Linked DNA regions of Mus musculus: region 1 is linked to region 2. The links are chromatin loops, found by intact Hi-C in ENCODE. Cell type or tissue: left cerebral cortex. All regions are shown on one strand. Each heading gives the region's core, and the rest is flanking DNA. Links, peaks and the distances in the headings are about the cores only. Region 1 holds the start of Dixdc1 (DIX domain containing 1). Region 2 holds the start of Dlat (dihydrolipoamide S-acetyltransferase (E2 component of pyruvate dehydrogenase complex)).

Evidence for each region. A loop is a pair of places that touch in the nucleus more often than their neighbours do. Peaks named below come from ENCODE experiments on the same cell type or tissue, not always from the same donor. Only the 100,000 strongest peaks of a DNase experiment are listed, where the experiment ranks them.
Region 1: a loop joins it to region 2, with 4 times the contacts of the local background. A loop is called at or near these places in 1 of 42 quality-filtered maps.

The regions. Positions count from the first base shown.
Region 1 is chr9:50,727,719-50,743,463 of GRCm38, reverse strand. Dixdc1 (DIX domain containing 1) reads left to right here and starts at 15,480. Exons shown (of 20, transcript NM_001374656.1): 1 at 15,480-15,678. The coding sequence starts at 15,619. 2310030G06Rik (RIKEN cDNA 2310030G06 gene) reads left to right here. Exons shown (of 4, transcript NM_025865.3): 2 at 1,166-1,203; 3 at 2,104-2,168; 4 at 2,715-3,773. The coding sequence ends at 2,963. In left cerebral cortex, for the core only: a CTCF peak has its summit at 8,257 (motif pointing right); a DNase peak (open chromatin) is centred at 8,259.
Region 2 is chr9:50,651,169-50,666,913 of GRCm38, reverse strand. It overlaps Dlat (dihydrolipoamide S-acetyltransferase (E2 component of pyruvate dehydrogenase complex)), which reads left to right and starts at 7,134. Exons shown (of 14, transcript NM_145614.4): 1 at 7,134-7,723; 2 at 8,125-8,226; 3 at 8,625-8,749; 4 at 8,916-9,069; 5 at 13,166-13,292. The coding sequence starts at 7,448. It overlaps Dixdc1 (DIX domain containing 1), which reads left to right. Exons shown (of 20, transcript NM_001374656.1): 20 at 639-4,162. The coding sequence ends at 719. In left cerebral cortex, for the core only: no CTCF peak of the experiment used is centred there; DNase peaks (open chromatin) are centred at 6,313, 6,637 and 7,280; H3K4me3 peaks cover 2,280 bases; H3K27ac peaks cover 1,713 bases.

The DNA of each region.
Region 1 (15,745 bases), core at 5,357-10,356, 75 kb before region 2:
CTTCAGTACAAACAAGCAGGAAAATAGGAGTGTGACAGGGAGCAAGGCATTGGTTCCAGTGACCCAGCTCTGACCCAAAGTGAGAGCTGAAGGAGCAGAGGATGGAGCTGGGAGACTGACGGAAGCCATCTTTCTGCCACTCCACCTTTAGTGTTTAGCTAGACCAACCCCCTGGCCTTCAGCAAGTTGCCTCAAAACTGAAAATCACTCCAAAACAGAGGTCTTTATCAGACGTGTGGAAAAATCCTGATTCCCCCACACCCACGGTAGTACAGTCATCATGATTTAGATGTCTGCTTGTCATTCTCTTCCTTTCTCTTTAATTTCCATGAGAAGGAAACTTCCTGAGGAGAGGCAAAATCAGACAGGTGGGGCTCTCGAGAGATTTGGAAATATACTAGCAAGAATAGGCAACCAAAGAAAGTTTGAAACTGTTCACCCTGTTTCCCTCAGACAAGTGCATCAGGCACGTAGACATGTAGGCTCCACTAGGGACCCCAGGAGCAAGGTTGCTGAGTCACTCCCCAAAGTCAGTGTTCCCAGTTCTGGAGACAGAGTGCTCCAAAGGGCATTAAAGGTTAAGCATCTCTCACTTTGTCTGTTAACTAAAAACAAGGACAGGGAAGTAGGAAGGGTAACCACTTACTGGAATAGAGCTCTGAAGGGCCTTGACTAGGTAGGTAGCCCTGGTTGTGACAGCTCCTATAACTCTCAGAATGGAAGTCTCAGGTTTCCAAAGACAGCATGCCCCCTCCCCACCTAAAAAAAATAGCAACGAAGACTCAGCCTCTGGATCCAGGAATATATTCCATAATTTGGCAGATTTCCCTCAGTCTCTCCTGGGATTAGCTTCATAGACAATCCCAGAATAGACTTCAAGCCAGTAACATCCCTGGCATGCAGTGCCTGGTTGCCTAAACCAGTATTTTGGGTTTGGTTATCTCAGTCTTACCGCTGTACTTTCCAGAACCATCCATCTAGGAGAGGCATTGTATATCCTTGGCAAATATGTTCAGGCTGACTCTGGCACAGAGTGAATTTTTGGGGGTGGTGGCGGTGGTGGTGTGGATAGCATCCAAAAATGTGAAGGAGATCACAGAGCAAATGTGACAGGGAGAATGTACAGAGCTCTCCTTGCACACTGGTGATCTGTTTCTCTACACAGGAGCTGCCCATCGACTTTCCAGAAGAAAAGCAAAACAGGTAATAAAGGAGAGGGTATTAAGAGCAAGGGAAATCAGAGAAGAGAGTAAAGCCTTGAGGAAGACAGAGAAGAGACATGACCTTGGACTCGATAAAGGGGAGGTGGTATGACAAAAAGAGTCTTTAGTTTACTGGGTCTGAGGCTAGCCCCGAACCTGTTGACCTTACCTTTCCCATTACTTCAAGGGACAAAGTTGGTTGCCCATGCTCTCATCTAGCTACAGCATACAATTGAGCACTTGTATTATACATGAGCTGTTCTGTAGGTTCCCAATGAGGAAGCATGGCCCAGAGGAGGGTTCCAAGAGCTCTGGAAGAGCAGAGAATCAACTGTGAGAGGCAGATACATGTAAATACATAACTGTAACATCTGCTGGTGCTACAACAGAATACAGAAAAACAAAAACAGAAGCCATGGGTGTAATCTCAAGTTCATAGGTCAACAGAAGAGGGTGCTAGTGGGGCAGAAGAGTTCTCAGGCAAACACTTGGGAGAGAAATGGCTTGGTTGAAAGTGGCCCACTGGTATAACTCAGCACGTACTACATTTTTGTAGTATTTTGTCACCTCATATGACTTCCCAGGTACATGGTAGATTTCCCAAGGCAGAGGAAATAGCTTACTCATCTTTATCTCCCAGAGCATGGCCCAGAGCCTAGCACAGGATGAGTTGTCATTGCATATTCATGGAACTATGTTTGAGGGCTGATGAGCAAGGAGGATGGAAGATAGGGTATCCTGAGGAGTTTGGGAGTAGATTAACAGATGTGAGACAAGTAGGAGCTCAGCCAGAGAGATCTGCTAGACTCCCACGCCAATAGGCGAGTAGACATTTGAAGAGGGCAGTCTCGGTAGAAACGGGAAAGAGACTGAGTTTAAAGCTAGCTTTCTTCCCCCACAGGGAGCCACCCAAGACCCACATTGAGCATCCTGAAGCAGCAACAGCTGTGGCAGAATGGCACAAAGGTAATGGTCGGCCTCTGTCCCCTCCTAGGCCCACTCAGATGTTGGTTCCCAGTGCTCAGCTCTCTCACCCTGAGACAGATTCGTCACAACCATCTGTAGAAATTGCTCTGTCAGGCGGGGGAGATGGCTCAGAAGGTAAAGTCCCCGCTGCGCAAGCTTGACTATCAGAGTTCAGATCTCCAGAAGCCACTTAAAAGCCGGAGGCAGTAACAGAAGCTTCTGTGATCCCAGCACATCCCTACTGGGAGATGGGAAACAGCCGGAAATCACTGGACGGTTTCTAGCCTGGCTCGTGCAGCAGCAAACAACAAGAAAGAGCCTGTTTCTAACAAGATGGAGTGCAGGGACCCTCCTCCAAGGTGTACACACACACACACACACACACACACACACAGAGAGAGAGAGAGAGAGAGAGAGAGAGAGAGAGAGAGAGAGAGAGACTCATGTTGTGTTTGTTACCTGGCTTCCCAGAGGAACACAGCAAGGGGACCTCAGTGTAAAAGGCCCTGCATGGGAACCTCCCTTAATTCTGCTGATTTCTCCCAGGACTATGAGACAACAGCACCCACGTATGAGCAAGTGTTGTACCCGCCTGCATCTCAGAAGAAAACTTCAAACTCCACGTCGGAGGAGAGTGACTTGCATTATGCGGACATTCATGTGCTCAGGCAAATTCGGCCACACTCTCTCCACACAGTGAAATGCCTGCATTCAGAATCTGCTACAGAGTACGCCACCCTTCGCTTCCCCCAGGCCACACCTCAGTATGACAGCAACAACGGAACCCTGGTGTGAGCCCTCGGGAAGACGTTCCGATTTCTACGATTTTACCATCCTGTGGGAATAACCTACTGTTCTCGAGAACAAGGACAATGGCCATGTTTTAATCTTAAAGGACACCAGAGCATCTGGAATTATGGGTCTCCCTACTCTTTCCACTATGAATCTTTTGGTTTGCCACTGTTGTGGTAAGGTTAACTATGGGTGGACTGAGTTCCAAAAAAATATTTATGTGAAAAAAAAAGGTTGACCTTTGACCCCTAACATTATTTGCATTCTCAAATGCAGCAAGAACCCTCTATGCACTTTGGCTGTTTCTGATAGGAGTTATTTAATGATATTTGATTTTCTTAGGGCTTTTTGTCGTTATTTGGTTATGTCTTGGTTGTTTTGTTTTTTGAGGAACAGGATCTCATGTAGCCCAGGCTGGCCTGGAACTTGCTACATAGCTGAAGATGGCCTTGAAATTATGATCTATCCCAGCCTCTTACTACCAGTGCTGGGGTTACAGATGTGACCACTGTGCTAGATAATTATATTCCGTTTTTACACCTATACCCCAAAACCGAAGAGAAACGCTCTTCGGAAATTTTCTGAGCCTTTGCACACAGCCTCGGAGCTACTGTGGACAACCAACCTAATAGCTAGGTCAAAGGCTCCAGACCTTATCACAGAGATGGGACTCCAACTGTTGAGCCTCAAAGACTTCAATTTGTCGACATTAACAGCCACGAGACCACATCCTGGAGAAAGTCTCCTGGCAGGACTGTTAGCTCTCGTCTGAAGAACCTTTCGAATCAATTAATAAATAGTATGTAGAACAGGCTGGTGATTGATTGTTCCTGGAGCTGAATTTTATAAGGTGTCCCAGCCCACACTATTGAAGGTCAAAGGCTGGGGTATGGATTTGTGAACAGACGGCAAGCTCCCATTGGTTGAAGACGGGGAGTAGGCGGGACTAAATGAGCAGGGTGGGAACAAGGAGAAGCGGGGCTGGCGGCTGGTAGGGAGTTCTGGTCTGGAGGCTGGAAGGCGGGTCCAGAGTGGTAGGGGCGGGTTCTAGGTCGGCTGGAGGCGGGGCCTGGAGGGCAGGAGCGGAGCCAAGGCTTGCTAGGGCTGGCTCTTGTCCAAGAAAGGCAGGCCCGAGCGACGCAGGCCTCCGGGTCGCCATGGCAGCAAGAACGCGCAGCTCCGTAAAAGTGCCGGCTAGCCGGAAAGATGCTGAACCAAACGGGCCGATAGTTTATGAGGTAGGTGCCGAAAAGTGGTGAGTAGCTGAGAAATGTCATTACCACCTGTTGAGCCTCCAGATCGGAAGTAGGGACGTGCAGCAGAAACGAGGGTGCGAAGGGAAAAATTTTTCGGTCTAAGCTCTCTCTGAACCCTGTAGAGTCTTAGTGTGCAGTTCTTGCTTAAGACGTTAGAGCTTAGAGATGAGCTGTAACTCATTCCCTTTGCTTAACCCGTCCTGCCATTCTCCCCAAATATACTTTTTGGTTCAATAAGAGGGTGATTCCCTGAAGATGAGTAGAGTACTGACAAGGGAATTGCAACACACACACACACACACACACACACACGCACACACTCACACCGCACATTAGTGTTGCTATTATCAACCTTACAGAGAATCAATGCAAATTTGCAACGGTTGTAGTATCGCATAAAATTCAATAGTCGTTGTCGTTGTCGTCGTCGTACCACCACCGCCACCTTTACTGCAATTGCTAGGCCTTTTCTCTGACACCGACCTAGTTAGTGCAAGAGGGTTTAGAAGAGGTGGGGTGGAAGACTACCCTCGCTGCAAATTGGTAGGGCAACTCCATGGCTTATTTTCTATGTGTTAGTTAGGGGGTAAACAAAATAACCCTTTTCAAGGGTTCTTAACCATGAGGGTCAAATAAAATGCCATAGGCAACACTATGTTAACATAAAATTCTGTAGACAAATTCTGCTGTAGAATTTTAAATGCTGAGCCAGGTGTGGTGTGTGTACCTGTGATCTTACCACTTAGAACGTGGCGACAGGATGATCTGGGGTTCAAAGTCATTCGCTATTACATAGAAAATTGGAGGCCAGCCTGGGTTACATGGGACCCTTTCTCAACCCCCCACACCCTGTTTCAAAGTTCATGCTTCCTGTCGGGAGTTAAACGTTCCTGAGGGTAAAAATAAAAATGAGTTTAAGAAGTTTCTGAAGAGTGAAAAATGTGTCTGGTGCAGATAATCTGGTATTTCTTCTGGTTATCTGAATAAATCCCATGGTTTGTTTTTTTTGTTTGTTTGTTGGTTGGTTGGTTTTGGACATGTATGTGGGAAAGACTGTATGTCGGGGGAGGTGGTGGAAAGTGGAGTCAGGAAAGCATCCTTCTTATCTCTGTGAAAACCTAAGTTAAAGTTGTTTTAAAGTGTCCCTGAAGAACTAGAGAGGTGGCTCAGCTATAAGAGTGGTTACTGCTCTTCCGAAGGACCTGAGTTAGCTCACGACGTCCAGTAACTCCAGCTCCAGGAGATCCATCCCATCTTCTGACCTCCACGGTCACCAACCACCTGCCTCTACCCCCTACACACAGACAAATAAAAGGAAAAAGTATGCAGCTGAGATGACTCTCTCTCTTGCCATTACAATATCTTAGCTGCTCATCAGGGTTCTAAATCTGACACTTTAAGATGACTTAAGTTAATAGATTAAAGGGAGCGCACTGACTCCTCCTAAGTTAATTTAGCTTTTGAATTTTCTCCGACTATGTATTTTCACAGATCTCCTTTTCCTATCTTAAGGTGGCCCTGAATTGGATCTTCTAGGGAATCTGAAGATGGGGACTCAAGTGGTTATGAGAGTCTGTAACTCCTCTATGCCTGGAGCGCCCTCTGTAAGTGCCTGTGTATTGTCAGGAGTGTGGTGGTGACCTTACAGGAATGCCTGTGCTATTCTGTGTAGAGCCTAGAACAAGACATTATTGCCTTCCTTTCTTGCTCCTCGTTCTTGTAGAAATTCTACCTCATTTCTAGAGCATCAATTCATTATATATATATATTTGGAATTAATAAAACCAGAGAGAGATTGGGAAACTCTAATCAGTATATATGAATTATTTAAAAGATCTCAATAGTTTGTTCAAAAATAATGTTAATTACAAAGCATTTGAGAAACATAGCAAATTATGATTAAAAACTTAAGAACTAGCTGGGTAGTACGGTGGTGATGGATACCTTTAATTCCAGCATTTGGGAGCAGATCTCTGAGTTTGAAGCCAACCTGGGCTACAGAATGAGTTCAAGGACAGCCAGCGTTACACAGAGAAATCCTGTCCCCAAAAGAACCCCTACCCTATAAGTCTCCTATCCAGAAGCAAACTGTGAATATTCTAGTCATTATCCTAGTCTGTTCATTTATGCAAATGTTTTCTGTGAAATCCCATTATATGCAAACTTTGATATTGTTAACTTCATGATATGTATATTTGTCTTTGAGTCTTATTATTATTTTATTTTTTTGTATATGAGTGTTTTGCCTCTATGTATGTCTGTGCACCACATGCCTGGGGCTGACAGAGGCTAGAGGAGGATGTTCAGTCCCTTGGAACTGAAGTTACAGACAGCTGAGAGCAGGCATATAGGTGCTACTAATCAACCCTGGGTCTTCTGGAAGATCAGCCAGGGTTCTTTTTTTTTTAATTTATTTTATTTTTATTATATGTAAGTACACTGTAGCTGTCTTCAGACACTCCAGAAGAGGGAGTCAGATCTCATTAAGGATGGTTGTGAGCCACCATGTGGTTGCTGGGATTTGAACTCAGGACCTTCGCTGGAAGAGCAGTTGGGTGCTCTTACCCACTGAGCCATCTCTCCAGCCCCCAGCCAGGGTTCTTAACTGCTGAGCCATCTCTCCAGCCCCTACTTGGTTGGCCTTTTGAGGAAGAGTTTTGTTATGTATCCTAGTCTGGCACTAAAATCACTGTATAGCTCACAGTGAGGCAAATCTCCTGCCTCAGCCTTTGAAGATCTGGGATTACAAGTATGCACTACCACTTTCCAAGGGTGCTTTTCACATCTACATTGATGCCCCTGGAGTGATATTTAACATTGTCTTTGCTGATCATTGTAGAACCAATGAAGTCTGTGGGAAAAAAAAAAAGTATGCACTACCATGGCCAGATTTGCTATAATCATCTTGACTGTTGATCAGTCCCTGTTCATTGAAGTTTTGAATCTCTCCACCAATCACATTGAAAATAAGCAACCTGGGGACCAGAGAGATCGCTCCGCAGTTAAGAGCGCTGACTACTTTTGCAAAAGACCTGGGTTTGATAACCAGCACTCACAGATGCCTTTAAATCTAGTTCCAAGAGATCTGATGCCCTCTTCTGATCTCTATGGGACCAGGAACACATGTAGTGAACAGGCAAAGCATCCATATATTTAAAGAAGAAAATAAGCCAATGTAAGACTGTTTTAAAAAGATAAGAACTTTTTAAATTATAGATTGGTATTTTATTTTTCCCTTAAACCAAAATTTTATTATGTATAATAATACATCTTGCATATTAAATAACATTATAATAGAGTCATTTGATAGTGTTTTAATGAAGGACTTTGGTTTTAACATTTTATTTATCTCTCTGTGTGTGTGTGTGTGTGTGAGAGAGAGAGAGAGAGAGAGAGAGAGAGAGAGAGAGAAAGAGAGAGAGAGAGTTGGAAGTCAAAGAGAGAGAGAGTTGGAAGTCAAATGGAACTCTTGATTCCCTGCAATGGCAGCGCTCTTAACCATTGAGCTATATCTGGTCTCCAGACCAGATATTTCAAACAGAGTAAAAAAGGAAACATTTTCAGGCTATAGAACCCTTCTCCACAGGAAGAAAAAGTTAAACGTAACTTATTCTAATTGGATCAATGTGGCAATACACTCAGTGATTAGTTGTGTCTTGTTCCTACTGCCCTGATGTCAGTGGGGTCGAAAAGAAAGCCTAGTGCTCACAGCCACGTCCTTGGAGGAAGAGCACGTTTTGGATTATTTATCAATGCAAAAGTGGTTCTTGTTGCTTGAATGCAAAGTAAATTGGCTCCATTTATCCAGGTATGAGCATGCTACAGAATAAGGAAGAATGGTGATTTCAGAGCTTGCGCACATCCTTCAGAGGGCAGCTGAACATCAGAATATGGATTCCAAGACGTGAGGATGCTGAGCCCTAATGAAAGGCTAGGTTTTACCAGTGTAATTAGTAACAGTGAGGCCGGTGGTGATGGGCCAGGCAGAGAAGCATGGGAGCAGTGTTTTCCTAGTTGAGAGACTTGAGCCACTTCCACAACATCCACCAGATGTCGCTGTCTTGGTCCAGTTGTCAATGATGGATGTTTGGCAGACAACCTGACCCTCGATTTAGGAAAAAAAAAATTGTAGAACGCATTTCTGAATCGTTTGCTTTGGCGAATCTGCTCGGGCATGATTTATACCGAGCCCTGCTGTCTGATGGTTACTTTGGCAACATTCTACCCAAGTCTCTCACCACTCTCTCCTATTTTTTCTTCTGCCCGTTTCTGGCTGTCACATCCACCCTGTGTTCTCTGTTCCTTTCATCTGATGTTGTGTTCTCGGGTTGTCTATTCTGCCCTCAACCCTGGTTTCTTACCTCAGTATATGACCTGTATATATGAGTGGATCTTTCATTCTTCAAGATTTTGCTAAAGGAATAGTGCCTGGTACATAAACATAGAATAAGGAGCCAACATTTGTTTAACAAAAGAGTGCATGGATAAGTGAAAAGAAATGACAAGAGGCTACCATAAGTTATACTTGTCTCGAGAATACAGTAAGAGACAGGGAAAGACCCATAGCCTTAGGCTCACCGTGATTAAGAACTAACTGATAGAGCACTGAAGGTTCTAGACCTTTGCATTTATCTGGGTTTGTTTGTTTGTTTGTTTGTTTGTTTGTTTTTTCCAGTGACAGAAATTGAATAGGTTCTCATACATACCTAGCAAACACTTTACCACTGGGCTACATCATCAGCCCTTTAATTCACTGTTTTGAAGTGTGGTCTTATTAAATTGCCAGGCTAACCTTGAACCCTCTGTAACCTACTGAGACCTTGAATATGTGAACCTCCTCAGTTTCCCAAGGAGCTGAGAGTATAGGCTGGTGCTATTAGGCCTGGCTTGGACCTTTGAGTTTTGTTTTATTTTATTATCTTTTTTTTTTTGGAGACAGTTCTATATAACCTAGGCTGTCCTAGAACTCACCCTATATACAAAGATCATACTAAACTCTGGATCCTCCTGCAGCTACCTCCCAGTGCTAAAATTGCAGGCATGTGCCACCATGCCTAGTTTGATCTTTGAATCTTTGGAAAGTTTATTTTGTATTATGTATTTCAGTATTTTTTTTATCTGTATGTATGTGCACAGCATGAGTGCTTGGTGTCCATGGAAGTCAGAAAGGATGTCAGATCCCATGGGCTGGAGTTATGGATGCTTGTGAGTCACCATGTGGGTGCTGGGAACCTAACCTCAGTCTTCTGCAAGAGTAATACCACGCTTTAAACCACCGAGGTTCCCACCCAGTCACAATGACCTTTTCATTTTCAAAAGAAAAGGATTGAGAAATTCAGCCAGTTTTGTATTTAGCATCTACAATGTGCCAGACTCTAAGTCTTTTTAGTTCTGGAATAAGCAAAACATACAGAAGTCCTGTACAAGTTTACTTATGAGCAGGAGACGCTAATGATAAATGAACAGTAAGCGAGATGTGGTGGTCGATGCCTTCAGATGCAGCACCTGGGAGGCTAAGGCAGGAGGATAGCCAGGATAAGGTTATCCTTGAAGGGGGGAGAGTGGGGGGGGCGGGAAGAGAGCTGGGGAGATAGCTCAGTAAAGCAAGCTCTAGGAGCTAAGTTCAATCCCAGGACCCCTGTGAAGATGCCAGTGTAGTAGTGTCCTCTTATAATCAAGAGGCAGAGACAGGGAGCCTCCAGGAGCTGGCTCCTCAGCCAGCTTAGCCTAATTGCTGACTCCCAAGTACCAGTGAAAGCCCTTGTCTCAAAAAACAAGGTGATGGTGCCTGACCCTGACCTCTGGCCTCTACTTGTGTGAGCACACCAGCACATGAGTGCCTACATACATATGTAAGTACCCACCCACTGCCCCACAAGGAAAGGACAAGTGAATGGGGAATCGCCATGGTGATGGCGAAGGCTGCTGGGAAAAATAAAAACACATCAGGAGAGACACCTAGGAGTGTGGGTGTGAGGTGGTATTGTCATTTAAAATAGAGCAGTAAGAGAAGGACCAGGAGAAACATTTGAGCAGGGACAAGCCAGGGAGGTGTGAAGATGAGTAAGACAGACTCTAATCAAGAGTGGTTACAAGAGGTCACAGAGGGCAGTGGTGGCATGCTCAGTTAACACGCACAAAGGCCCTGACTCATTTTCAACACTAAAAGAATAAAGGGAAGAGGAAAAGAGGCAAAAGACAAAACAAAACAACAAACCAACAAACGAAACCAAAAAGTGTGGTCAAAGAAGTTTCACAGAGAGACAAAGGTTGGAGGAGGTGAGCTAACGATGTGGGGAGCAGGAGAGTAGAATGTGGGACACTCAAAGCCAGTGGAGAGTCAGTGTGAAAACTCAGAGGTGAGAATGAGCCTTGGTGATCAGGGAGCTTTCTAGCCTAAACAGAGGCAATCCCAGGGGAAGCCCTCTGAGCCAGACACAAAGAATTTCTATTTGATGTGCTGCAGAAAAGAAGTGTGCAAAGACAACGGGCCCTGGGGTAGCAAGACGAATCTATTGTCTGAGAGTGGTTGGAATGAATATAGACTGGCAAGTGAGAATCTGGAGACAAAAGAGCAGTTTAGCCACTTGAAGTGCAGGGGTGGAGGGTTTACCTAGCCCTGGGTTCTCGGCCCCCAGCACTGTAATAAGTAAATACATACACACATACATAAACCCAGTTTAGAAGCTAGGACATGTTTGCTATCTTGGCTGTTGGGTACAAGCCTGTGTGTGTGTGTGTGTGTGTGTGTGTGTGTGTGTGTGTGCTGCCGCTGCTGCTGTCTCTGAATGTAAATGTGAAAGAAATTGTAAGCATGAGGCCCTTAAAGATCCCAGATGGTATGAGGAAATAAAAGGAAGATTAAGAAATGATTTCAGAGGGTCATTGATTGTCTCATTGTCAGTTTTAAACATTGGTTTATGTAAGCTGCCTTTCTGCTTCTTTTCATCATGAATGACAGCTGTAGTGACTATGTTAAATTTTTCATAGGTGTGAATCTCACACATTTTAGTTTTACACAGAGAGAAGTCACAGGCAGTGTTTTCACCAAATGACAGCTTTGTTTAAGGCTTAATGTCTTAATTATGCAAACATGTTATTACATTTATTAATAGATGGTTTGAATACATTTTTCTAATGTTTCTTTCACTGGTTCATTCATCCATCCATTCATTCATTCATTCATTCATTCATTCATTCATCTAGGAACACTGGGTTAGTACCTTCTGTGTTGCAAGCATCAGATTAAAATACTTTGCTGGGTTGAGCTCAGTGCCAGAGTGCTTCCTTGGCACCTGTAGCCATAGGTTCAGTTCCTGGCTTCACCACTTAGTAATTAGGTCAGGAGCAAAAATCTTTACCCCCTAACCTCTCTTCATATGTAAATATCAACTGCTCACTGTAATTGTGACCATCACACGTATACATATTATTGATTCCTATAGGACATGGGACATAGTGAAATGAGATCAATTTTGCTATTCCATTAGAGATTTGAGTGGCTTTTAGTCTGTGGAAGTACTTGCCATTGCTGGTAAGATTGATGCAGGACTGACTGAGGTCCAGCAGACGCAGACTCTGAGAGAAGCAGGAACCTGTGGAAAGCAGTTTGCTGCAGTTAGTCCTTGCCTCCGCCCAGGCCTGCTGCAGTGGAAGGAAGGGGGTGCAGCTCCCAGAGTGCTTTGTGGCTATCCCATATACAGGCACTGCACTGTATGGATTATCGCCCCAGTCACTGTTCTAACCCACTTCCAATCTGACCCACTTACTGTCCCAGCTCTTTACTGACATTGCAGTAGCATGGAGTAGGGAGCCTGGAACAGAATATGTTCATGTTCCTCTGAGACATAGTTTATGAGCAATTTTACGTTATATGGACCAACAGAAATGTTGTGCTGTTTCTAATCATAAGATACACGCTGTGGTGAGATGGTTCAATGGGTAAGAGTACCCGACTGCTCTTCTGAAGGTCAGGAGTTCAAATCCCAGCAACCACATGGTGGCTCACAACCATCCATAACAAGATCTGACTCCCTCTTCTGGAGTGTCTGAGGACAGCTACAGTGTACTCATAATAAACAAACAAACAAACAAACAAACAAACAAATCTTTAAAAAAAAGATACACACTGTATTTGAGCTATTATAGTTTGAAGAGACGTCTCAATAGTCTGAAACAGAATATTTTGAAATTATGTCATCTATATTTACATGAATTTTAGTTGCCTAGTTGCCTTAGCTATATTTCAAGCATTCAGTAGCCCATGTGGCTAGAAACCACTATTTTGGACAGCATATTTCCATCTTAGAAAGTTATAATAGAAACTACTTCCCTAGGTTTTCAGGAACTATACTATTTATTTATTTATTTATTTAGCCATATGCCTTAAAACAAGTCACTTAGGAACTATACAATTTATGTATTTATTTATTTATTTTGTCATATGCCTTAAAACAAGTCATTTGTCGAGCACCCTGATGCCCTCTAGCATGCGTGGAGGGTTATTGAAAAGGACATGAGCTCAGGCCTCCAAGGGCTTTATTTAGATCTCAGCCACTGTAATGATTTACTGAGTGACCGTGAGCACCTCTCCTGATGTTGTCTCTTCCCTGCATGAAATAAGGTAATGGGCCAAATGAGATCTCTATTTTGAAGATTTGAAATTCAGTATGGGGACTGGAGAGATGGCACAGTAGTTAAGTGCACTCACTGCTCTTCCAGAGGACCCGAATTTGGTTTGCATCACCCCACACTGGGTTGCTCTCAACATCCTGTACCCCGGGGTACTCAACATCCTCTTCTGGTGTCTGATCTCCAAAGGGGACCTTCACACACATAGCACAGACACACAAATACATCGATTATATCTAGGCATGGTACTACGTGTCTGTAATCCCAGCACTTGGGAGGCAGAAACACGAGGACTAGGAGTTCAAGGTCATCTTTGGCTTTTTAGGCAGCTGGAGACCAGCCAGGGCTACCCACGGCCCTGCCTCAAAAGACCAAAATGATAAGCAAATCGGTTGCTTTGTAAGTCTTCTCTCCAAAGCACTGAGCTCCCAGGCGTTGTTCCCATCAAAGACTGGAGTTTTGAGAAACCGTGATTTCTTGGCATGGATGACTGTCTGTAGGCCTCCCTCTGATGCCCAAACTGACTTATATAAACTGAACATTTTGGTTTTTCATCATTAGGTATGTAGATGTGCCATGTGCAATTCTATGCCATTGCAAGTCTGCTCATAAAGGGCCCCATTGTCTTAAACATGGGTTAGTGAGTCTCCTGGTGGTATTTTGCCTTGGACTGAAGGAACAGTAGAGAGTCTTGGTGAACCACCCTGGCTAGCTGGTGGAGGACAGAGAGGTCTCTGACTTGCAGAGCGCTCAGGATCGGTTTCACTTGGTATTACTGCTTTCCTCTGGCTTCAGCCTGAGTGGAACAGTCAGGATTTAACCAGCTGAGCGACCAGCTCAGGGCAGGCTGACACTCAGCTTCCTGCTTCTTGTGGTCAAAGGCACTTTGTTTGTTTTTTCTTCCCCAGAAGAACTTTGTGTTTAGCAGCTTTAGATATCTAGTCAGGCTGCCCCAAGTAAGGGTTTTCTTATCCCCTAGTGACCCGAGGAGGAGGCCATTGGGTTAAATATGATTTAGTAGGCTCATTATAGACTTTTCTTGCTGAGGTCCTAATGGAGTCTGAGGGAGATACAGGATGGCTAGAAAATGGTTTGTAATTCCTTGATTATTGAGTTGCGTGTCCCTGACCAGCTGTGTCCTTGGACAAGGCTCTGATCTCCTCTGGGTCTTAACACTGTAATTTCTCCCTTTTGTCTAGGATCACAAGATGGAATGTAAAATGGACTTTCTTTCTCTCATTCTTTCTTTCTTTTTTAAGATCACTTAGTCCAAGCATGCAAATGACTAGTGTTCTTAAAAATAAACATCAGAGCTGTGACCTCAGCCAGGCCACACGAGAAAGAGGCTCTGTTACACCCAAGGGTGGATGCTTTTACCTGACAATGTACAAGGGCATTCTTGGTGCTTTATTTTAAAACTCACTTATAAAGTATGTGTTCCTTTCTTTCCTTCTTTCTTTCAAGAGCAGGTCTCATCTATATGGTCTGGAACTATATGTGGCTGACCTGGAACTTGCTATATAGACCAGGCTAGCTTTGGACTTAGAACCTCTAGAGTGTTGATCTGGTGTGTGTGTGTGTGTGTGTGTGTGTGTGCGCGCGCGCGCACGCGCGCGTGTATGTGCATGCATATGATAGGTGTATACCCCCATGCTGGCTCTTAGAAATTATTTTATTATAAAACCAATTAATTAGTGTGTGTGTGGGGGGGGTGAGCGTAATGTGTGCCTGTGCCCGAGAGATGTGAGTTCTCCCTTTCCACCTTTGCATGGCTCCAGGATTGAACTCAGGTGTCAAGCTTTTACAAGAGCCTTTATCCCCTGAGCCATCGTGCCCAATCTTACCCCTTAGCATTTATTTTGTAAAAAAGATAGAAGATCCTTGGTGTGCCTCTGACGTTTCTATTATGATGGTATGATTTGTTTAGCGCTGTTCAGTTACTTATAGTCTACAGTTACTTACAGAGCCCCAGCCCCAGCCTCTCTCCTCTGGCCCCTTTTTATTGTTATTTCTTGTCATTCTATTTCCTCTTATTTAAATTGCTTCATTCTCCAACCCCGAGTGGGAAAAGGTTGCTGGTTGTCTCACTCTCAAGCCCTGCGTGGAAAAAGGTTGCTGTTAGTCTGGAGAATGGAGTAAGGGGTGGGTGGGGTAATCCTGTGACTCACTCCTTTCCCCACCCACCTTGTGATGAGGTGCTTGCAGCCTTAAATGAGCAAAGTGACTACATACGTGTGTGTGTGTGTGTGTGTGTACGTGCGTGTGCGTGTGCGTGTGCGTGTGTGTGTGTGTGTGTGTGTGTATGTGCGTGTATGTGCGTGCACACGCTCGGGGACGCCCGCCTCCAAACGTGCAGTGTAGTGATTGCAGGCATATGCTCAGGCTGGCAAGCCCGCTTGTGTCAGCGCGGATGTGTGTGTGTGCTCACGCGTGTGTGAATGCTCGTTGCGAGCACCCGTGCGGAGCCTGCGTGCGCGCCCACGGCTTCCCCGCACTCCCTGGAGACCCGGGGCTGCCTGCTAGCGCCTCTTGCCTGTGCGCAGCGCGCGCCCTGCTGTTTCTATAGGAACCAGCACAGCGCCGGGCCCCTCCGGCTGCAGCCCGCGCGCGAGCATGCCCAGTGCAAGCCGCTAGTTTGGCTCGGGTCTAGGTTTCCAGTAAGTGGCATGCGGGACTCCAGAGAGCTCCCAGGGAGCTGAGCTGATCGCCTTTGTGTACAGAGGGAAGAGACGGTGGCGTGACCCCACCCGGGAAGCCCCGCGGCAGGAACAATGCTAGCCTGCTTGACCCGCGGGAACTTACTGGACGTCCTGCAAGAGGGCTTCAATGAGGTAACTGCCCTGCTCCTCCCACCCCCAGCTCCCGGTCACCCCGCGCCTCCCGCCTAATCTCCCGAAG
Region 2 (15,745 bases), core at 4,256-9,255:
GCAGACCCACTCCAGTCTGCCTCTCCGTGTCTGACGGCAGAGCACTCTTCACATCTCCAACTCCTTTCAGCTCCTTTGACTGCAACAGACTTCTTTCTCTTGTGCTAATTCTCCACCCCCTCTCTGTGTGCTGCAAGTCAGGGACAACTTGTGGAGTCAGGATGTAATTTTCTCTTTCCACCATGTGGGTCCTGTCATTGAATTTAGGACATTGACAGTGCCTTTATCCACTGAGACATCTCACAGCCCTTAGGCCTCTTTTACCAGCGGTGTAGTTTCTGTCTTGTTGAGATAGGGTATCACGGGGCTGCAGAGATTGCTCAGCGGTTAAGAGCACTGAGTGCTCTTTAAAAGGTCCTGAGTTCAATTCCCAGCAACCACATGGTGGCTCACAACCATCTGTGTAATAGAATCCGATGCCCTCTTCTGATGTGTCTGAAGACGGCTACAGTGTACTCGTATAAGTAAAATAAATATTAAAAAAAAAAAAAAAAGAGATAGGATATCACACTGTGACCCAACCTGGTCTGGAATTCATAGCTACTCTCCTGCCTCAGCCTGCTGGGCTCTCCAATTACAGGCACACACCACATTTTGGGTTGCGTTTTTCCATTGTGGCTTTTTCTTTTTTAAACTAGGTTTTCCATGATGACGATGCCATCCCTGGATGGGAAGGGAAAATCGTAGCCTGGGTGGAAGAAGACCATAGAGAGAATTAACGAGACCCTGGCCACTCCCTGGCTGCTTCTCTCAGGAAAGAGGACTAACACCAGAGTACGCTGAGAAGTTTCTAATTCGTGCTGCCAAAAAGAAGCTTCTTCAAGTACGATGGTCACGGGCCAGTCCTGTGTGTGTGCCTGGCGTATCTGGTACTTCGAATCTCTGTCCGAAACATAGAGCATGGGTTCGTCTGGAGTTCCTTGTCGGTGGGAACAGTGTTTTATTCTACTCTGAGGACATCAAACCGAAGGCCTTAACCACCAGGGAAGGATGAGCTCTCTCTCCGAGGGGCATGGCTGCTATGATCTGGAACCTGGAAGTGGATGCATCCCTGTCGTGTTGGCCGTGAAGGTTGCAGCAATCAGAGTCCCACCATTTGTACTTACAAAGGCAGAGGTACCAACTTTTCTGCTTCTTTGCAGACATTGCAAACCAGGAGTGATTTGTGAGGTGGTACCAAAGATGAAAGCCCAAGTGCAGACCTGATCTGGACGTGAATGATGCTGACTTGTTGACTGGGTGGGGAGAGGGTTGCCCATATACTACGCCAAAACCATAATTAAGACCCCGAGCTGCCTCTTCCGGTTCTAACAGGCTCTGCAGCTTGTCCTTAGCCCACTGAGGGCATTTTTCACAGACAGTTTGTTTTCACTGGGGACTCTTTAAATTCAGAGCCATTTATTTTTCTCCAAACAGATAAACTTTGTGTTTGAAAAGAATGAGAGAAGCAAGGAGGACACAGAAAGGTGCTGCTACCCACATCCCTTGACTCAAACTCATGGTATCGCCTTTACAAGGAGACAGACCATTAATTACGTGTTTGTGATTTGAGTACTCAGCACCACTTACTGGTCTGCCTCTCACTTCAAGGGTGGAGTTATTTTCTATTAGTTAGCTTGGGCTGTTCCCTTAGGGGACCGTGAACCCAGTGGACATGGAGCGTGAGTGAGTTGTGAATGGCAGGGTTGATTTGAGGTGAAGTTATTCCTTATTACAACACTGTCAAGTATAGAAGCTAAAGAGTTCAACTTACAGACGTTACTCATGACTTGGGTTTTCTCATCCACTCACCTAGCACCATCCGCCAGTCAGCCATGGTTATCTACTAATACAGCCCCTCAAAGCAGTCTGCAACTACTGTACACTGCCAAACAGAAGAGTGGGACAGATGGCTCAGTTCTGGGACCCGCCTGTCTCTGTGTCTCCCATTTTCAGCCATTTGAACAGAATACTCTTTGGAACGCTGAGATAACGTCTTATTGTTTTATATAGACATGTCTTTTAAAAATAGTTCATGTTTGAGAATTGTTTTGTACTCATTTGCTTTTGTCTGAGAACCATGTCTATTTTTATAACTAAGTGACTCTGTGTACTCTCACGTTCCCTACACTCTCCATTTTCTACAGCATCCAGTGCTTTTCTACCGTCTCTTCCTACTGCCTCTCGTGGTTCAGAACAAGCTTGATTTTGTTACCAGTTACTAATGGCACTTAGTTCTGTCCAGCTCTCCCTGCTTTTAGTGGTGGGGGTCTTTTTTATTTTATTTTTTTCTAGTTGATTGCTCTTCTAAAAGACATGAGATCAAAAAGACCTGATGTCTTCCGTGCACGCTGTCCTGGTCTTCTGTTGAAGACCAGTTTTTCCTCAGCTGTAACTAGGAAAGTCCAGGAAAGTCAGCCATAAGCAAGAACAACTCACTGTGAAAGCCAACAGAAGAAAAGTGTTATTTCCGTCTTTTCCAAGTCGCCTGGAGGGATTAAAAAGTCCATGTTTCACCAATTTCTCTGTTGCATGAACTTTAATGTTTTACTATTTGACAGCATGATAGTGATCAGGCTAAACTCCAATACTGTAGTCCAGATACAATTTACCTTCAATGTCTGCCTCTTTAATAAGAGTCTCTCAGCAGTCTTAACATTATGTGAAATTAACTTTTCAGCAAAAATTAAATCAGAGAAAAACTTCAAGTCCTTTACATCGTGTTTTATTTTTTCTCATTTTTGGAAAAGGACCGGCATGACCTCAGTGCCCACATAAAAAGCAGAGGTTGAATTCCAGGGAGAATGGTGTTCATTAATCTCATACCCCATAAGTAAGACGGCCAAGCATCTCTACTAGAGGATTTATTTCATTAATTCCTGTAAACAGTGGGTCAGAGATCTTCATTCCAGTCCATACTTCCGGAGGCTTTAGAGCAGGAGCAAGCATAAATTCATTCTCTTTTGAATAATCTCCTATTTGGCAAACTCAAGGACAGCAGTTCTATACCTGTAGGTTGTGACCCCTTTCCCAGGGGCTGCCCAAGACCAATGGAAAATACAGATATTTACATTTTGATTTATAACAGTAGCAAAATTAGTTTTATGGTTGGGGATCACAACATGAACAGTATTAAAGGGTCGCAGCATTAGGAAGGCTGAGAACCACTGCTCTCGGAGAATCTGTGTCTTGAAACTATTGTTTCCTAGTGATACTGGCGTGGGCTAGCCCATCTTGCTATTGCTGACATCCTCTTTCCTTGGGAAAAACTAGTGGTTCAACCCTTTAATCCCAGCACTGGGGAGGCAGAGGCAAGGGGATCTCTTTGAGTTTAAGGCTAGCCTGGTCTACTTAGTAAGTTCCATGACAGCCAGAACTATTTAGTGAGACTCTGCCTTGAAAACAACAACAAAACAAAAAGCCAAAACGAAAGCCAAAACAAATGTACTCATGTGTAGAAATGTATTTACACAGACATCTATATACACATAAGTAAAAGTAATACAAATCAATCTTTAAAATGCTACTTTAGTTATTTAAAAACCGAAGAGTATCATCTTCTTGCTCAATTCCCTAAAAGTCAGCTGGAACATTTTACAATTTGTACTTAAAACCTGGTGATAGATACGTGCCTGTAATTCCAACATTTGGGAGGCTGAGGCAGGAGGAGTACTAAGTTAATGCCAGTCTGGCCTATACTGAGATCTGTGTCTGAGTTAAACAGAAGTATAGGTTAGATACATTTGGCAACTGCAATGCCCCTTTTGGACTGAGTTTTCAGCTCTTTTGATTGGGATGACTAAATTATGAAAAGACCTTTATGTTCTACATCCAACTTAAGAATACTCGGCTACTGAAAAGCATAGCAGGTATAATTAAATTTTTCACTTTTACTCATCCGTATCATGACTGCACAGTCTTATTTGTCAAACTTGAGAGGTACGGCTGACTTAAAATACATACATGTAAAGCTCTATTTTCTTACAAACATGGGTGTTTGTGACCACTGCTTTCAGAGATTCTTACCATGTATTCTGTTTTACAATGTTTTCATAGACTGTTATGCCAGAAGTTTCCGATGATCAATGTAATAACCTGTTTTAACTGCCTATGTGTACCAGAATTGTGAATAAGTCAAAACCAAACACACACACTATGAATAAAATGGAGTTTGCAAACTAAATCCACTTCTTCATTTTCATTTCTATCTCTTCCCTGAGATGAGCAGTCAAGCCATTTACATTTAGTGAAGGTAAATTTCCTCAAGTGATCTCCCTGGTAGCATGTTTGCTCATTATCAGGAGGGTGGAGATAAGGATTGTTTTATTGCTAGAGATAATTTACTGTAGGTATTTCTAATGTAAGCACAAGATAGATCAAGATGGATTACTGTAAAAAAGGATTAGTTGATTTTCAACTCTTTTGACATCATATGTGAATGTATAAACACATCAGAACCTATGAGTATAAACTGTAACATTAGTCTTCAAATGCAAAATCGAACCCTAGTTAGCTCAGCAGTGTTTAAAACTGAATTCTGAACTCTGCACATGCTAATCATGATTTCTGCCACCAAGCCACCGAGGATCCCAGCCAGAAATAGATAGTTATTTTTTTGAGACAGCATCTCACCATGTTATCTAAACAGATATATTCAGATAATTAATCACTTTCCTTCAGCCTCTGCAGTAGCTGGAATCACAGGCATAGACTATCACCCCAGCCCAGAAATAAATAAGGAATTCACAAATCAATTTAAAGGCTCTGTCTGTCTCTCCCAAATTCAAGCAGCCTCATTTATCACTTAATGTTACCAATTTCAATGCTTGATATATTTCAACTTTTAGCTCCGAGTGTTTTCTTTCATTTGGTTTCTGAATATGTATTTCCAGCTTTATGTTTGAGACAGGGTCTTACCATGTAGACCTAGCTGGCCTGGAACTCAACAGAGATCCATCTGCCTCTGCCTTTCAAGGGCTAAGAATTTTAAGATTTTTTTTTTTTTAAGATAGAGTACATGTAGGTAGCCCAGGCTAGCCCCAAAGTGGCCATCTGGTGCTTGAACAACAGAACAACAGTCATGTACACCATACTGGCTATCAGTTGTAACTTTTTGTCCTCCCAATTTCTTCTTGTGTTCTTGGTATTCTCTGACCATCTGTACACTGAGGAATTGGTAGACATTCAGAGCACGCTTCCTCCTAATTTAATGTCACTTTCAGTTCAGGAATGATAAGGCTAATTACATAACCCATCCAATGGATACATATTGCATAAATGTTGCACATAAATCATTACTCAATAACTGAAAGTCAAGCACTCAGCAGGATTACTGCTATACTAATTCAGAAGACAAGGAGAAACAGCACATAAGATCTTCATCTGCCTCACACATTAGTAAGTTTTGTTTTTTTTTTAATCTGATGTGTGTACCGCATCAGAAGGTCTGTTCGTGACTGCACAGCATACAAAGGTGACGTCACCAAGTGTTGATGCTGCTCAGTGACACTAGGATAGAAAATGAGGGAAAATATACAATATTTATCTGAGACCGAGTTAATTTGCTTAATTAAGTTGCATCCATTTTGTGAATGACAAACCCCATTATTTGTGACTGAAAAAAAATTACATTGTGTCTATACCCATTTTCAATAGACATTCTTTTAGGATGGACACATAGTTTAGTCCTATAAATGAGATACCCGTGTGAACTGTGCTGTCAGTCTAAAAAAAAATCGCTTAAATAGTTACTACAATACATAGAGTTGATTTATAGTTGTCAATATTGAGGATGCTGCTTCAGATAAATATGTACCATATGAGCTGGCAAGATAGCTCAGTGTTGGTCTGGAGAGATGGAGTTGGTTAGCATATACACAGAAAATAATGTCATAATTTAATATATATATATATATATATATATATATATATATATATATATATATATTATATATATACATAGAATAGGAAAATCTAGGGAGACATTTACTGGAAAATTTAGTCCTAATCTCAAACCAAAATTCACTGATTGATTTTCTATGAAATTCAAATCAGCCACGGCAATTTTAAAATCCAAATACTCATAACAATTCAACCTAAAGATTATACTACTATAATGTTTATATAGAAGGGATAACTGTGGGAAATGTCTTTCTGCAATTAAATCATTATGCTCACGTGAGAGCAGAACACTTTGTACAGTAAAACCAGTGCGAATCACACCATACACGGGGAATCTGTGCCAAGGTGTTTCAGGCAGTGTTGGCTGGCCTCGTGTGACACCGAGGGCATGGCAGTACAAAGGGCACGGGTGTCCTCACAGCCACAGCTGCAGCGACGCGGTAGGATTCAGTGTAGGCAGCAGTAGTGAGAAACAACCTAGGTTGGCGCGGCTGGGTTCGGCAGCTTTTCACTGTTGCCATTTTTTTTCTTTTGACCCCACATTGTTACTCCATAGTTTAAGAAAGGTTTCTGTTGTTGTTTTCCTATTGAATTCACAGAACTGCGGGACAGCACGACAACGACTTTCGCAAAGTTGTATCTTAAACCTTTCTTTAAAAAAAAAAAAAAAAAGAATCTCAGTATGTAGCCCAAGCTGGCCTGGCAATGAACAGCATTAAACCAGGCTGTCCTGGAATCTAGGGTTCCACCTGCCTCTGTCTCCGTAATGCTATAATTAAAGGAATGTGTGTGTGTTAAAATATTTTCGCTATTTAAGAGGATACGGTGGAAATCTGGGGGTAATAAAACTGCTTTTTACAAACAAGTATCTTTATAGAGGAAATATAATTAGTCTTCTGTGACTAACTGGAAATGTGAAAATGTACCTTTCTCTTGGCTGCCCTTCACATCATTTGGCTGAAAACCCTGCTGCTCCCGTTTCCGGTGGGTTAGGGACCTAGGACAGCCTGCACGGGGCGGGCTCTGCAGCCAAGGGTCACCCCCTGATCCCCCGTCACTCGAGGGCCTTTCCTTTCTCCAACTTTCCAAGGTGCGCCCGCACCCATCGACCTAAAGCTTTGCATTACTGTCAGCCCGGGCTCTTTTCCCCAGCTTTTTCTTAAAGCAAAGGCGGTCGTTCCCTTTGGCACCGCCTCCCTGCCCTCAGGCTGCAGCCGGTCCGACTCTCGGGTCCCTTAGAGCGGCCCTGGTCCGTACTTCCCATCCTCTGCGACACCTCTCCTAGGGCCTTTCCCGTTTCTCCCAAACGTGCACCGCCCCCGCACTGCCTCGCAGCGCCTTCGTCACCGCAGATCCTAAGCGGCAGCCTCCCGTCCCTCTCGGGTGTCTCCGACGCGTCCCCCCCGCAGAGGGGCACGGAAACCCTACGTTCCGGTCGCCCGTCCAAGCAGCCGCTTTTACGACACTGCGCGACCGCAGTGCGCGGCTGACGGCAGAGCCGCGCTGCTCTTGGAGAGGTCACTCCGGAGACGGCGGAGCCTTTGGGGCGTGGGGGTCGGTGGCAGTAATGTGGCGCGTCTGTGCGCGGAGGGCGCGGAGTGCTGTGCCCAGGGATGGGTTCAGGGCTCGGTGGGCGGCCTTGAAGGAAGGCCCCGGGGCCCCATGCGGGAGCCCGCGGATTGGCCCCGCTGCGGTCCGTTGCGGTAGTGGGATCCCCCGCTATGGGGTCCGCTCCTTGTGCGGCTGGAGCTCCGGCTCCGGCACTGTCCCGCGTAACCGCTTGCTGCGACAACTCCTGGGGTCGCCCAGCCGCCGCTCTTACAGCCTCCCTCCGCATCAGAAGGTGAGTGACCCACCCTGGAGCCTGTTGTCCTTCAGAGCCCGCTCCTTGGCGTGGGGAATCCTCCTTGAGAGGCCTCCGACAGCCAGCTCCCTCCCAGATCTATTACGGTCCCTCGCCCAAGACCTTCCCAGTGGGCATCTTTTCTATTGAAAGAGGTCTAAGCCTGCGGCTATGGGCAAAAGGTCTGAGAAGTCTCACGTGCTTTCTCAGATCCACTAGACTGACTGGAGGATCAACCTGCCTCTGAAAGTCATGAATTTCTGGAGTGCTAGATCTCCCTTTGTATCTCCAGTGAACAGTTTGAAATGTGACTCAGTAAATACTCTGCATGAACTTGGGTGGAATGAAAGCACGCCGAGGGCTAAGTATGCCTGTTTAAATGTATGCTTCTTTTTCTGCAGGTTCCATTACCTTCCCTTTCCCCTACAATGCAGGCAGGCACCATAGCCCGCTGGGAAAAAAAAGAAGGGGAAAAAATCAGTGAGGGTGATCTAATTGCAGAGGTAAGTCTTAAAACACGCAGATTTTACCTAAGGGAGTGGCTTTGCTGAATAGACTAAAGCTTAGCCTTCTGGTAGGTAGTTTCCTCTTTCTCTTTAAGAAGCAGCTCCCCTCCCACCTCCCCATTTATTAGAGATGATTGGTTAGCTACGTTGTCAGCAGCTAGCTAAATTGTTTTTGAGATCACGGTGTAACTCTGGCTGGCCTGCAATGCTCAGAGATATCCCCCCCCACCCCCAATGTTACAATGTTAGCAATGCCTAGCTTCTACCCAAAATGTTTTTAAACCGTTCTTTCAAGTCTGTGGTAGTGGGTTTTATCTTCGTATGGATTTCTAGACACATTCCAGTTAACTGCCTCTTGGCAGTACAAACCTAAGCCAGTGCTTTTGTGCTAACAGGTTGAAACTGATAAAGCCACTGTTGGGTTTGAGAGCCTGGAGGAGTGCTATATGGCCAAGATCCTTGTTCCTGAAGGGACCAGAGATGTTCCAGTTGGGTCCATCATCTGTATCACAGTTGAAAAGTGAGTAAAAACAAAAAGAAAAAAAAATCTTTGTAATTTGTGAACATTTGTTGCTTTTAAAGCATTTCAACTCAGATTGGAAGTTAAAGACATGTGAGGACTCGCTGGGAGGTTAGGGATTGGATTTGCTTTATAAATTCTATATTTATGTATTCTTTTTCTTCAGGCCTCAGGATATTGAGGCCTTTAAAAATTATACATTGGATTTGGCGGCGGCAGCTGCCCCACAGGCAGCCCCAGCTGCAGCCCCAGCTCCAGCTGCTGCCCCAGCGGCACCTTCTGCAAGCGCTCCCGGTAGCTCCTATCCTACTCATATGCAGGTAAGACTCAGCCTCTGAGTGCCGGCTCCTGGTGACTTGTTATTAATTATTTTATTGTCATTTTTCTCTATGGGTGGCTATTGTACTCTGAAAACGTGTCATTAACTATAAGTGCCTGTCATTCAGCCGTATTGAGAGATTTTAGCTGTGAAAATTATTCTTGTTGTTTCTAAGTGTGTGAGCCTGGACAGTTTCTTTAACCTTTCTCGGCTTTAGCCCAGGATACAGGATAATGCTTGGCTTTTCTCTTTCACAAACGATGTGAAAGGTTTCGGAAATGACTTTTTCCCCTATGCAAGTAGAATTTAAGTAGAGAACAGGTGCTATTTGCTGAATGAAAGTCCCCAGATGAAGTTTTCCTTTGGTTTAGAGTGGGCTACTTCTAAGCATAGATGAAGTATTCCAGTAATAGTCATTAGTGAAAAAATAACAATAAAGAATAAGTATGATGGTGATGGAGAGCTGGCTCAGTGGTAAGAGCACTGACTGCTCTTGTAGAGGTCTCAGGTTTGATTCCCTGCAACCACGTGGCAGCTCACCACTGTCTGTAAGTCCAGTTCCAGGGGACCCAGCACCCTCACAAAGACATGCATACAGGGAAAACACCAACGCATATAAAATATAAATAAATCATTTAAAAAGAATGAGCAGTATGGAATAAGTCTACAGGATAACATTCTAACAGTGCTGTTGGCCATAAATGTGATTACCACCAACCTAGATCAGCTCTAGGAAACCATCTTGTGCTTTTTCTTCCTAAACACAATCTAATTACAGCTTCCCACCCCAGGTCCTCCCTGCTTCCCTACCTACCCATGCCCTTTCCTTCTTCTTATTAGACATCTAAAAAAAAAACAAAAAACAAAACTAGAATAGGGCCAAACAAACAGGGGAAAAAGAGCCAAAGAAAATCATACCCAGACGCCAAAAGCCTGTGCACTTAATCACAGTATTAGATCTTAGAGTTTTCCTTTGTTTATCTTTCTGTGGTCTTGATGTTGGAAGTAAGTAAAATCTAAAGGATTAAGATTTGGCCTTTCCTTAACTTTATAAGAAGTTTTCTGGGTGAGTCAGTTTCTTCTCTGGAAATCACGTTCCAAGTCTATTGGTAACAATTCCTTATGATGAAATTTTTCCTGGTCTTTAGCTTTCATGATGATTTCTTTCAGTTCAGCAACCTTATTTTGTTACATAAGACCTCTTTTCTCCATTTTATCCTGCTCTGTGTTTAAGTGTTAGAATTGGGTCCTAAGAATCCTTTGAGATGGTAAAGATAAATAAATGAGTGTATTTCTCTTTCTACTGCCCCCCCCCATGCACACTCAAACATACACATTCATACTTTACTGGTGATTGTGCAACAAAGAAAAGAAATTCTGAACAAGAAATAATTTTTAAAGAGTTTCTAAGTCTTGCAGACATGGTGGCACACACCTTTAATCCCAGCACTCTGGAAGCAGGGGCATGCAGGTCTCTGAGTTAGAGGCCAGCTCAGTCTACAAATTGAGTTCCAGGATAGCCAGGGCTGTTATACAGAGAAAACCTGTCCAAAATAAAGATATTTGTTTTTACATGCATTTAGTGTGCACTTAAATGTGTAGAGGTCATTGTGGAAGTAAGTTAGTTGTCTTCTATAACCAGAGTGCGCAGAGAAGGGGGAGCTGGAAAGCGAGGCTTGTTGTTGACTTCAGTGAGAGACTCTCAAGTAAATGAGGGAGATAGCTCAGGATACCTTACATCCTCCTCTGGCTTCTCCACTGCACACTTATATACACCTGTGCATGCATCACACACACACACACACACACACACACACACACACACACACACATCAGAAAGCCTTTTGTTTTTTAACAGTTTAAAAAAATACAATGTATTGTTCCTCTATCTCTGAAGAATGGTATTTAGTTTTGTGGGTTTTCCCTCTAGTCCTGCCTCATGCATGCTAGTCAGCTACTCTTCTACTACTGAACCTCATCCTTTGCTCCCAGAATTGCTCTTAATGTTCAGTTTTAAAAATTGTGTGTGTAGACATGTGCATGCTGGTATTCCCGGAGACAGGATTGGATTCACTAAAGCTAGAGTTACAGGTGATTGAGAGTTGGCCCATCGGGAACCAAACTAAGATCCTATGCAAGAGCAGCAAGTGTTCTGAATCACTTAGCCATATCTTTAGTCCTTAATTTATATATATGTATATATATATGTGTGTGTGTGTGTGTGTGTGTGTGTGTGGTGTGAAATAAGTATGGTTTCTCATGAGTGAAAAGATGCTTATTGCAGAACACAGTAAATTCAGCAGTTTGTCTAGACCAAGATCGTTCTGTAAGAATGAAAAGGATCCACCTCACACAGTCAGAATGGCTAAGATCAAAAATTCAGGGGACAGCAGATGCTGGTGAGGATGTGGAGAAAGAGGAACACTCCTCCATTGCTGGTGGGGTTGCAAGCTGGTACAACCACTCTGGAAATCAGTCTGGTGGTTCCTCAGAAAATTGGATATAGTACTACCTGAGGACCCAGCTATGCCACTCCTGGGCATCTACCCAGAAGATGCTCCAACATATAACATTCCAACATATAACTAGGACACATGCTCAACTATGTTCATAGCAACCTTATTTATAATAGCCAGAAGCCAGAAAGAACCCAGATGTTCCTCAACAGAGGAATGGATACAGAAAGTGTGGTATATTTACACAGTGGAGTACTACTCAGCCATTAAAAACAATGACTTCATGAAATTCTTAGGCAAATGGATGGAACTAGAAAATATCATCCCAATCATAAAGGAATACACATGGTATGCACTCACTGATAAGTGGATATTAGCCTAGAAGCTTGGAATACTAAAGATACAATTCATAGACCACATGAAGCTCAAAAAGAAAGAAGACCAAGGCGTGGATGATTTGGTCCTTCTTAGAAGGGGGAACAAAATATTCACGGGAGGAAAAGCAGAGACAAAGTGTGGAGCAGAGACTGAAAGAAAGGCCATCCAGAGACTGCCCCACCTGGGGATCCATCCCATATACAGTCACCAAACTCAGGTACTATTATGGATGCCAAGCAGTGCATGCTGACAGGAGCCTGATATAGCTGTCTCCCGAGAGGCTCTGCCAGTGCCTGACAAATACAGAGGCCACGCTCACAGCCAACCACTGGACTGAGCACAGGGTCCCCAATGGAGGAGTTAGAGGAAGGACTGAAAGAGCTGAAGGGGTTTGCAACCCCATAGGAAGAACAACAGTGTCAACCAACCAGACCTCACCAGAGCTCCTTGTGACTAAACCACCAACCAAAGAATACACATGGAGCTATCCATGGCTCTAGCTGCATATGTAGCAGAGGATGGCATCAGTGGGAGGAAATGCCCTTGGTCATGTGAAGGATTGATGCCCCAGTGTAGGAGAATGTTAGGTGGAGAGGCGGGAATGGGTGGGTGGGGGAACAGCCTCATAGAAGCAGGGGGATGGGGGAAGGGATAGGGGGTTTCTGGAGGGGAAACAGGGAAAGGAGATAACATTTGAAATATAAATAAAGAAAATATTCAATAAAAGGAAAGAAAAAAAAGAATGAAAAGTATTGGTGGTAACCTAGATCAGTGGTTCTCAGTCTGTGGGTCAAGTGACCCTTTCATATAGGTCACATCAGATAGCTGCATACCAGAAACTTACACTAGATTCATAACAGTAACAAAATTACACTTATGAAGTAGCAACCGATCTATTGTTATGCCTGGGGGTAACAATAACATGAGAAACTGTATTAAAGGGTAGCAGCATTAGAAAAATTAAGAACCACTGACCTGGTTGAAAAGATACTTTGTGTGTCTGTGCAGAGAGGCGGGTGGGAGAGAGGTTTGTTTTGACCATCTGGAAGAAATCTTTCCATCTTCCTGTTGCTTTTCACTTTGGAGGATGGGTTAGGGTGTCTAATCACTCTTGTTTTAAAGGTTGATTTAACTGGGAAAGCAATTAGTACAGACCTTTGTGATGGGTGACAAGGTCTCACTGTATAGTTGGTAAGCATGCGCTTACCTGAATGCTTTTATGCGTCCTGGTTAAGCAGTGATGTGTGGCATTTGTCTCCACAGATTGTTCTTCCTGCCCTCTCCCCAACCATGACCATGGGCACGGTCCAGAGGTGGGAAAAGAAAGTGGGCGAGAAGCTGAGTGAAGGAGACTTGCTGGCAGAGATAGAGACCGACAAGGCCACCATAGGTGAGGAGGATGGCCATCAGTACATTTTTTTGTACTGAGTGAGTGGTAATGTGACATTTACAGTCCTGAGATTTGCTGCCTGGGTCATATTTTATAAAAAGGTCATCACAGCCACACGTGTCAGTTCTGAGCTGTACTCATCAATGGAGGATATGTCAGGGTCTATTCTAAGGCCTGGGTTCACTCTCTTGGCTTTATTTTTATGGTACTCAGAAGTTGTACCAGCACTGCCATTGTCTAAACATGGGAAAAGAAGGAGGGAGGAGGAAGATAGTCATGCCCTCTAGGGCAGGAGAATACCAAAGCCTTTCAGGTGCCTCTGAGGGAAAACAGTACCCAGGGTGTAGATTAGTCTCATAATCTGAAAGTGCCATGGATGTCAGTCTTTTTCTCATTTCCATGTGCCCCTTTATTGACTTATTCACCATGCAGTCATGTACTGTGCTTGTGTCTATTGATAATCCCAGGTGTTCTGAACCTGTTTCCACTCTTCCGTGGTTTCCAGGAGCAGAAGGCCCATCCACGCCATAGTGGCAGAGCAGGACATAGGCATCAGGCAGTAGTGGGCACAGACAGTGCTCGTCACCATTCTCTTGGTAGCCTGGGCAAGTGATATCAAAGAGTAAGGACCCCCCCTTAACATACTATACCTTTTTTATAGTGTTTTTCTTCCTCCTTCTTTTCTTCTCCCTCTTCTTCCTCTTCCTCTTTCTCCTCCTCTTCCTGCTCTTTCTCCTCTTCCCCTTTCCTCTTTTTTCTTCTTTGAGATGAGACTGTGCTAGGATTGCAGGCTTGTACCACCGTGCCTGGTTCTTTCATAGCTATTATTAGAAGAAATGATTCTTCCTTAAGGAAAAAGCAAGGGCCAGCAGGGTGGTTTGGTGTGGGGTAAAGGGTGCTTGCTGCCAAACCTTAGATGTGCCCTACCTCTGTCCATCTTCAGCACAGCTTCTATTGAGTATTCCCGGTTGGGAAAATGGAAGAATTCATTAGAGATGTGTCTGTCCATCAAGAAGCATAACTGCAGAGAGCAAGTTCTGAAAGGCAGAACTTGCCCTTATCAGTAGCTTGGTTTTGCTGTTTTTAATTAAATTAAATCAATCAGTAAGTTTCTGAGACAGGGTTTCACTCACCCTAGATGGTCTGGAAGTCACAAGAGATCTGAATGCTAAGATTAAAGTCATGCATCATCATGCCACGCTGCTATTTCCTTACAGAGAACTCCTTGCTATATAATCTCGTTTGCTCTTGAACTCATGTTGCCCAGGCTAACTTTGAGCTACCATCCTCCTGCTTCAGGCTCCTGAGGGTGTGGTTACAAGAAAACACTCAGCTTTGGCCTTTACTTTGTAAGTCTTCAGTGTTGAGAGAAACAGTAGCGGAGTAACTTCTTGCCTGCTGATGCAGAGACCCCCAGTGATACTGTATTTCATAACACTGGAAAATGTAGCGTAATGCCAGGCATAGCCTTTGAGGAGCTCTGAGAACACTTTTACTGCTGAGATCCCATGTTACCGTCCTGCTGCTAGTTCTTGTAATTTGACTTCCATGTAACTCTGACTTCTAGCAGTCTAGCTGATACCATCTTAGTGTCCTGTAAGTGCCACATAAAGCCACCCTTGAGGCGTTCTCAGTAACTCTTAGAATGTGCCACTGTCTGCAGTCTTGGTAGAACAGACATAGTCAGTGTCCACAAGGGATTGGCTCCAGAAGGGCATTCGTGCGAGCTCAGCACGAGTGCAGGGTTTTGTTTTGTTTTGTTTTTTTTCTTTTTTTCCCAAATTGTTTTGATCTTATAGATTTGGAGGGCCAACTGCATTTTTCATTTATACTTTGTGCAGGGTAAGTACTTAAAAACATTAATTGACTTAAATCCATTAACATTTATGTAAGGATTATATGGTCAGCCATTCCTTGGTATATGTGTTGGCACTCTGATTTAAGTCTATAGATTCAAGTTCCCTAAATAAGTGGACATAGTATTTGGAGGGTGGGTCTCAGGCCTTGAGTATATTAGTAAGCCCTGTATTACTGAGCTATGCCTCTAGCCCTGTACACTTTAATCATCATTTCCAGCTACTTGTAATGCCCAGTACAACAGAGCTGTGTGAGTAGCTGTTACACTGGACTACTTAGGAAATAGTTGCAAGAATAAAAGTGTGCGCTAAGTTCAGACCTCCGAAGCCTAACTACATAGTACATGCCAGCAACAATGTAACATTCACCTTCAGCCGAATGGATTTTAGGGATGCAGGACCTGTGGTCAGAGGGTTCACTGTGCTATTCTTGTTCCCATGTTAAAGACAGAAATAGAGGCACAGAAAAGTTAAGTAGTTTGTCAAAAACAAAACAAAGCCAAAAAACAGTGCTAGTAGTTTGAATATGAAAATGTTTGGGCTGGTGAGATGGCTCAGTGGGTAAGAGCACCTGACTGCTCTTCCGAAGGTTCGAAG